2 separate regions of the Mus musculus genome follow, and region 2 is linked to region 1. A link is a contact called in ENCODE Hi-C or POLR2A ChIA-PET data. All regions are on one chromosome and are shown on one strand. Each heading gives the region's core, a stretch centred on a gene start or an enhancer-like site at or near the end of the contact. The rest is flanking DNA. Distances are from core to core; before and after follow the strand shown.

Region 1 (2,700 bases), core at 171-2,670:
ACACACACACACACACACACACACACACACACACACACACACGCACGACTAGCTTAGCTTTCAACTTCCTGTCCCTTTCAAGTCCACTGGGGGCTGCGAGCCAGACCCCGTGAGCACAAATGAGAACTGGCTTCTCCGCCTTCTCTTCTCTCCTTGCTTGATTCTCATGCCCATCATAGATGCCTCCTGTGACCAGTTGGCACCCATGCTCTCAGGTCACCCACACCAGGAAAGGCCTGGGCCTCACCTGTTCCTCTCACAGACATGGCCTGACCACCTCGTGGGGTGGGACGTGCAGTTCCACACCCCGGCTTCAGGTCTGTGATTGTTGTGGCCACATACCGAGATAAGCCCCGAAAACCCTCGTAGGTCGGATGTCATGGGCTCCGGTCTCCTGAGGACCTGTTTTCCTGTTATTTTTCTATTCGTAGTGGGGCTCCAAAGCAGAGAGCTTGCTGGTGGCTACCACCCCTGCCATACCCTCTATGTGAATGGAACATCTGAATCACTCCAACCCTTAGCCGCTCGCTCAGGGCCGTTCCTATCGATCTCTGTCCCAGCTGAACTTTGTGTCTTTTGCAGACGGTTAGCACATTGGTGGTGGCTGACTCTCAGACCCCTGGAATCTACAGCTGCCGGGCCTTCAATAAAATAGGGACTGTGGAAAGAAACATAAAATTTTATGTCACAGGTAAGCTATCGGGACTTCACCTACAGGGAAGTTGGGTGACCTCAGTCTTTCTTCTTTTTCTCTTTGCTTTTAACGCCCTTGGTGATTCCCCCCCCCTTTTTTTTAAACATAGACTTGTCACACTGTGAGGACCTCCATCCTTGCTCTCGGATAGAATTCCACAACATCTTTAGCTTCTCTAAAGAGCCACTTCCCGGAATTCTCTCAATTGTGTCTGTGTCTCTTTCCCAGACTGGGTTCTAAATTTGGGATCTTATATCCTCACTCTTGGACCCCCCTCAAGACCTACCTCTGGGTCTGGTACATAGTTCACTTCCAACCCCTATGATATTAGACGGGTTTTTTGATTGTTTGTTTTTTGGTTTGGGGAAGGAGGTTGTGGGTTTTTTGTTTGATTGTTTGTTTTACTTAGAAATGCATAGTTGAAGTAATTTAGCCCTTTGGGAGACTCAGACTCCCCTGTCAAAATCTGAAAGTGGGCTTTGTTCCTCATAATTAATGGGCTATTTTTTTTTGAGCATTTAAGAATTTTTAACTTTAAACCCTGATGGTCTCTACAAATCTTTAAACCTGCAAAGTACTCAAGTGGCGCTCCTTATGTCCCTCGGTGAGTCCAGGAAGGAAATAAGTTGCTCAAAGTCTAAAAACAATTGCCTGGCTCCACGCCTCCCCAGTTTCTGAGGGAACCTGGGCAGCCTGCCAACCCTCTGGAAACTTCACACTGCACGGAGCAGGCTGCTGACAGTGCCTAGAAGTCTCCAGAAAGAAATAGGCAGCCCTGAGTTCATAAGGCGTTTGCGTTTTCCGATGATGGGAGCCTGCAGCCAAACCCTAAAGAGTCTGGGCCGTGGAGCCGTCCTGAAGGTCATTCTCACAGGTTGGACCTGGACAGTGCCCTGCATTCTCTGGAGAGGGGAGAACACCACAGCAAAGCCCCCTTGACCGAGGACTGGTCCTCACCTTCCCACCTTACAAGAGCAGAAGACAGTGTTCCTCTTATATCCGCTCCCAGTAGCAAAGGCCTTTGCTGGGGAAGGATGCTCACAAAGATTTCACTAAGATTAGTCTAGGAGTAAATCCAGGAGCTTTGGAGTAAACCCGCAGTTCTCAACCTGCATGGGGAGGTCGCTCCACCCTTTCATAGGGGTCACCTAAGACCATCGGGAAACATTTTGCAATCCATAGCAGTAGCAAAATGACAGTTCTGAAGTAGCAACAAACTATTGCTAAGTATTGGTGGTATACGCCTTTAATCCCAGCACTTGGGAAACAGAGGCAGGCAGGATATATGAGTCTTAGGCCAACCTGGTCCAGGACAGCCAGGGCTAAAATGAGAAACCCTGTCTTAAAAAAACAAAACAAAAAACAAACAACAAAACAAATAAATAAAAATAAAACAAAAAAGGAAGAAAGAATAACATTTTGTTTAAGCAGTATATCTAAAATACTATATTACATTTTTAATATGTAGTCAACATTTAGGGGGTTATTTTCCTGGCGATTGAACTCCAGACGTGATGCAGATGTTTTACCACTGAGCTATGCCCATAGCCCTGTATTCATCAGAGAAATAAAACAACACACACATACACCCCACCCCTGCTCAAATTTTAATCAATTTAAAATAAATGAAATAAAATTCAGGCCTTCAGTCACATAGACCACTGATCAGTACTCCAAAGCTGCGTGTCAGCTCTAAGCCTCTGAGGGGGAGAACTGGAGGGTACTGAGCTGTGGGTGTGGGGGCGGGCATGAACAGATAGAGGGAAGAGGCTAGGCTTCCTCTACGTGTTCCGAGCTAAAGGAAAGCACCAGCAGCCGCCCACAAACTCTTTAGCCCCCCCGAGACTCATCTAAAACCATCCCACAAACCTTTACAGATGTTCCAACTTCTTGTGGACAACTGTGCCTACATCAGGACCTCAAGGCCAGGCTAGGCTTAGAGTCCTGGGGCCTCTCAGGGCTGCTGAGCCAAGAGCAACAGTACCTGCCATGCCTCTCACTCCATC
Region 2 (2,835 bases), core at 258-2,757, 81 kb before region 1:
GTTTGACCGTGTGGGTGTGTCAAGACCGTCTGAGGCCGGAGATTCAGCTGGGAGAATTATAACTACCTAGTGCGGGCCATCCTGCATGATTCCTGATTGGAGAGCAATTTGAGGCGCCGGAGGCAGAGGGCAGGAATACTGACCCTAGTGGAAGCTTGTAGAGAAATCAGAATTGGCTGGGGAAGTCCGCAGGTGAGCTTAGGCTCACAGCGGTCTTTCCCTTCTGCTAGACCATGAAGGAGAAAAGGAATCTCACTTGCCCTGGCTCAGAGGCTCCCGGTGCCCTAGTAGAGCTGCGGGTGGTGGTGGCCCAGACTCTCTTAGGAATGAGGCAACTCAGGTTGCGCAACCTTCCCTACCGGAGGTTTAGTCTAGTCCTTCAGGAAAAGCCTCTGGTCCCATTTAGGAGCCATTTTATCACGGGTATCTGGCAGGTTCTATTGAGGCTATTTTTCAAACCTGCAGTATTTACAGGGACAAGACTGGGCTGCTCCGGGGAGGCCGGGACGACTTCAGCCTTCCAGTTAATGGATGCATAATTGAGGAACAACGTGGAATTAGTGTCATCGTAAATGATCTAGTGTCTCAAGTTAATTTCACCCGTTTTTTGTTCCAAGAACATTCGAGTCAGTCATCTTGGCTAGCCGGCTTCCACCAAAAAGATTTGTTTTCCATCCAGCGTTTCAGACCTAGAGTTCAAGTTCTTGGCCCTTACAAGTTGCAGGAGCGTGTCTCACGCCTTGGCTTTTTTTTTTTTTTTTTTTTTTTTTTTTAAGGTAACATGTTATTCCTTGTTTTGCTTCTAGGAAGCAGAGGGTTGAGGAAATGGCTTGGGCGGGTGCATTAATGCAGCCGAAAAAGACACAGACTCCCTCCCTTGGGACCCGCGCGGCCCCGCGCTCTTTCCGAAGGTGCCTGGCAAGGCGTCCGGTTCCCTCGGACGCTCCGGGTCCAAGTGCCTTAAGCGGAGGGTCTCTGGCGCCTTCCTTCGCTGTCTGGCAACAGTCTGGCGGGGTCAGGGACCGGCGGGACCGCTCGGGAGAGGGCTCGACTGCGCCTCGTTCCTCGGTGCCAGGGACACCGTCGCGGGAGGCGCGGCCAGCTTCCCTAGGATAAGACTTCCCGCCCCGGGGGCAGGGCGGTGCACTTAGACGGTCCCCTCCTCAGTTTCGGGCGGTCACCAGAGCTGAGTAAGCTCGGTGGAGGGAGCTGGGTAAGGATTTCCTGAGAGCGATGGGCAGGAGGGGCTGGGGCAGCAGAGCACAGAGCAAGGACCCTGAACCTGCGAACCTGTCCGGCGACCCGCGCGCCTAGCGCCACCGCACGCGCGCTCTGGCCCCCGGGCTACCCGCCCTCGCCGGCCCCCGCCCCTCCGGGAGGAAGAAGAGGGTAGGTGGGGAGGCGGATGAGGGGTGGGGGACCCCTTGACGTCACTGGAAGGAGGTGCCGGGGTAGGAAGTGGGCTGGGGAAAGGTTATAAATCGCCCCCGCCCTCGGCTGCACTTCAGCGAGGTCCTTGAGAGGCTCGGAGCGCGGTGGCGGACACTCCCGGGAGGTAGTGCTAGTGGTGGTGGCTGCTGCTCGGAGCGGGCTCCGGGACTCAAGCGCAGCGGCTAGCGGACGCGGGACGGCGAGGATCCCCCCACACCACCCCCCTCGGCTGCAGGCGCGGAGAAGGGCTCTCGCGGCGCCAAGCAGAAGCAGGAGGGGACCGGCTCGAGCGGCTGCGCCGTCGGCCTCGGAGAGCGCGGGCACCGGGCCAACAGGCCGCGTCTTGCTCACCATGGTCAGCTGCTGGGACACCGCGGTCTTGCCTTACGCGCTGCTCGGGTGTCTGCTTCTCACAGGTGAGGCGCGCCAGGGACCATGAGTTGGAGTTCGGCGGGGATGGGCAGCCACGGGGTGGTCCGGGGGAAGCGAGCTCCGGCGGGAGCCGGGGACACTTGTAGCAGCGGGTACGCCTCGGGACACACGTCTTCCCCTCCACCCCCCAAGTGGGCGCCGCTGGAAGTTGGCATCACCGCTTAGACTCTCCTTAGCTCCACGCTGGGGTCAGAGCCAGAGTGCCTGCCGGGTGTAGCCGGAGCCGCTAGTCCCCTACCGGGTTCCCGGGTAGGCGCTCACTCCTTAGACTCTGGGAGTGCAGATCACCACACGGGTGGACCTTTCAGCATCCAGAGCCTGCTCCTAGGCTGCAGCAGAGTCCTCAAGGGCTAGTTGGAGCAAGCTAGATGTCAGAGAGGCTGCCCGGGGCTGGACAGAGGTGGGGTCGTTAGCGATGAGCTCGCTCCACCAGAGCAAAGGAGGACGAAATTGGGAGGGGTCCCGTGCCCGCGGCGAGCAGATGGAGCCCAGAGAAGGGCCAGCTCTGACTCCCGTACCCGCTTGGGTCCGTCCGGAGGAAGCTGGGGAACGCACAGTCTGCAGGGTTTCTTCCCAGCAGTTCGCGGAGCGCCGTCTCCCGGGTGGGGCCTCCGCGGTGTGGGGCGGGTGTGCGGTCCAGGTCCTCGGAGTGAGTGAGTGACCCAAAGCGACCCGGCAGCAAGTTTTGGAATTTTAAGCCCTACCTTTAGGTTATGAATCTAGAAGAAAAAACAAAAAAACAAAACCACCTGACAATTTAGACTGAAAGCTGTGGTTTAAGTAGTAGGTGAAGTTTGCGACCTCCTAAATCAGCGTTCTCTAGGATATGAAAAGCGCGGGGCGGGGGGGGGGGGGCGACCGATCAGGGGCCGGCAGATTTTAGGAGCATTTAATGTGGAGACCGTCGTCATCCAAGGGTCAAAAAGCTGGAGGGACCTCGGGAACTCTAACTCCAGGTCTGCAGGCGGGAGG

Evidence for each region. A loop is a pair of places that touch in the nucleus more often than their neighbours do. ChIA-PET counts read pairs that join two places held with the same protein, here RNA polymerase II (POLR2A).
Region 2: a loop to region 1 is called in a map of heart, with 2.2 times the contacts of the local background. The contact joins the promoter of Flt1 here to the enhancer-like site in region 1. A Hi-C loop is called at or near these places in 3 of 37 maps with a recorded cell type or tissue (all heart). POLR2A ChIA-PET finds 5 or more read pairs at or near these places in 1 of 5 experiments (Patski).

The regions. Positions count from the first base shown.
Region 1 is chr5:147,644,116-147,646,815 of GRCm38, reverse strand. It overlaps Flt1 (FMS-like tyrosine kinase 1), which reads left to right. Exons shown (of 30, transcript NM_010228.4): 12 at 583-691. Among named protein-coding and RNA genes, the nearest start is that of Gm35383, 14 kb to the left of the region's middle. Within about 2 kb of position 1,420, at least 1 of the 3 ENCODE cell types and tissues checked has a DNase peak (open chromatin) inside an H3K27ac peak, as active enhancers do; it is heart, where a contact is called at or near this core.
Region 2 is chr5:147,724,683-147,727,517 of GRCm38, reverse strand. It overlaps Flt1 (FMS-like tyrosine kinase 1), which reads left to right and starts at 1,507. Exons shown (of 30, transcript NM_010228.4): 1 at 1,507-1,847. The coding sequence starts at 1,784.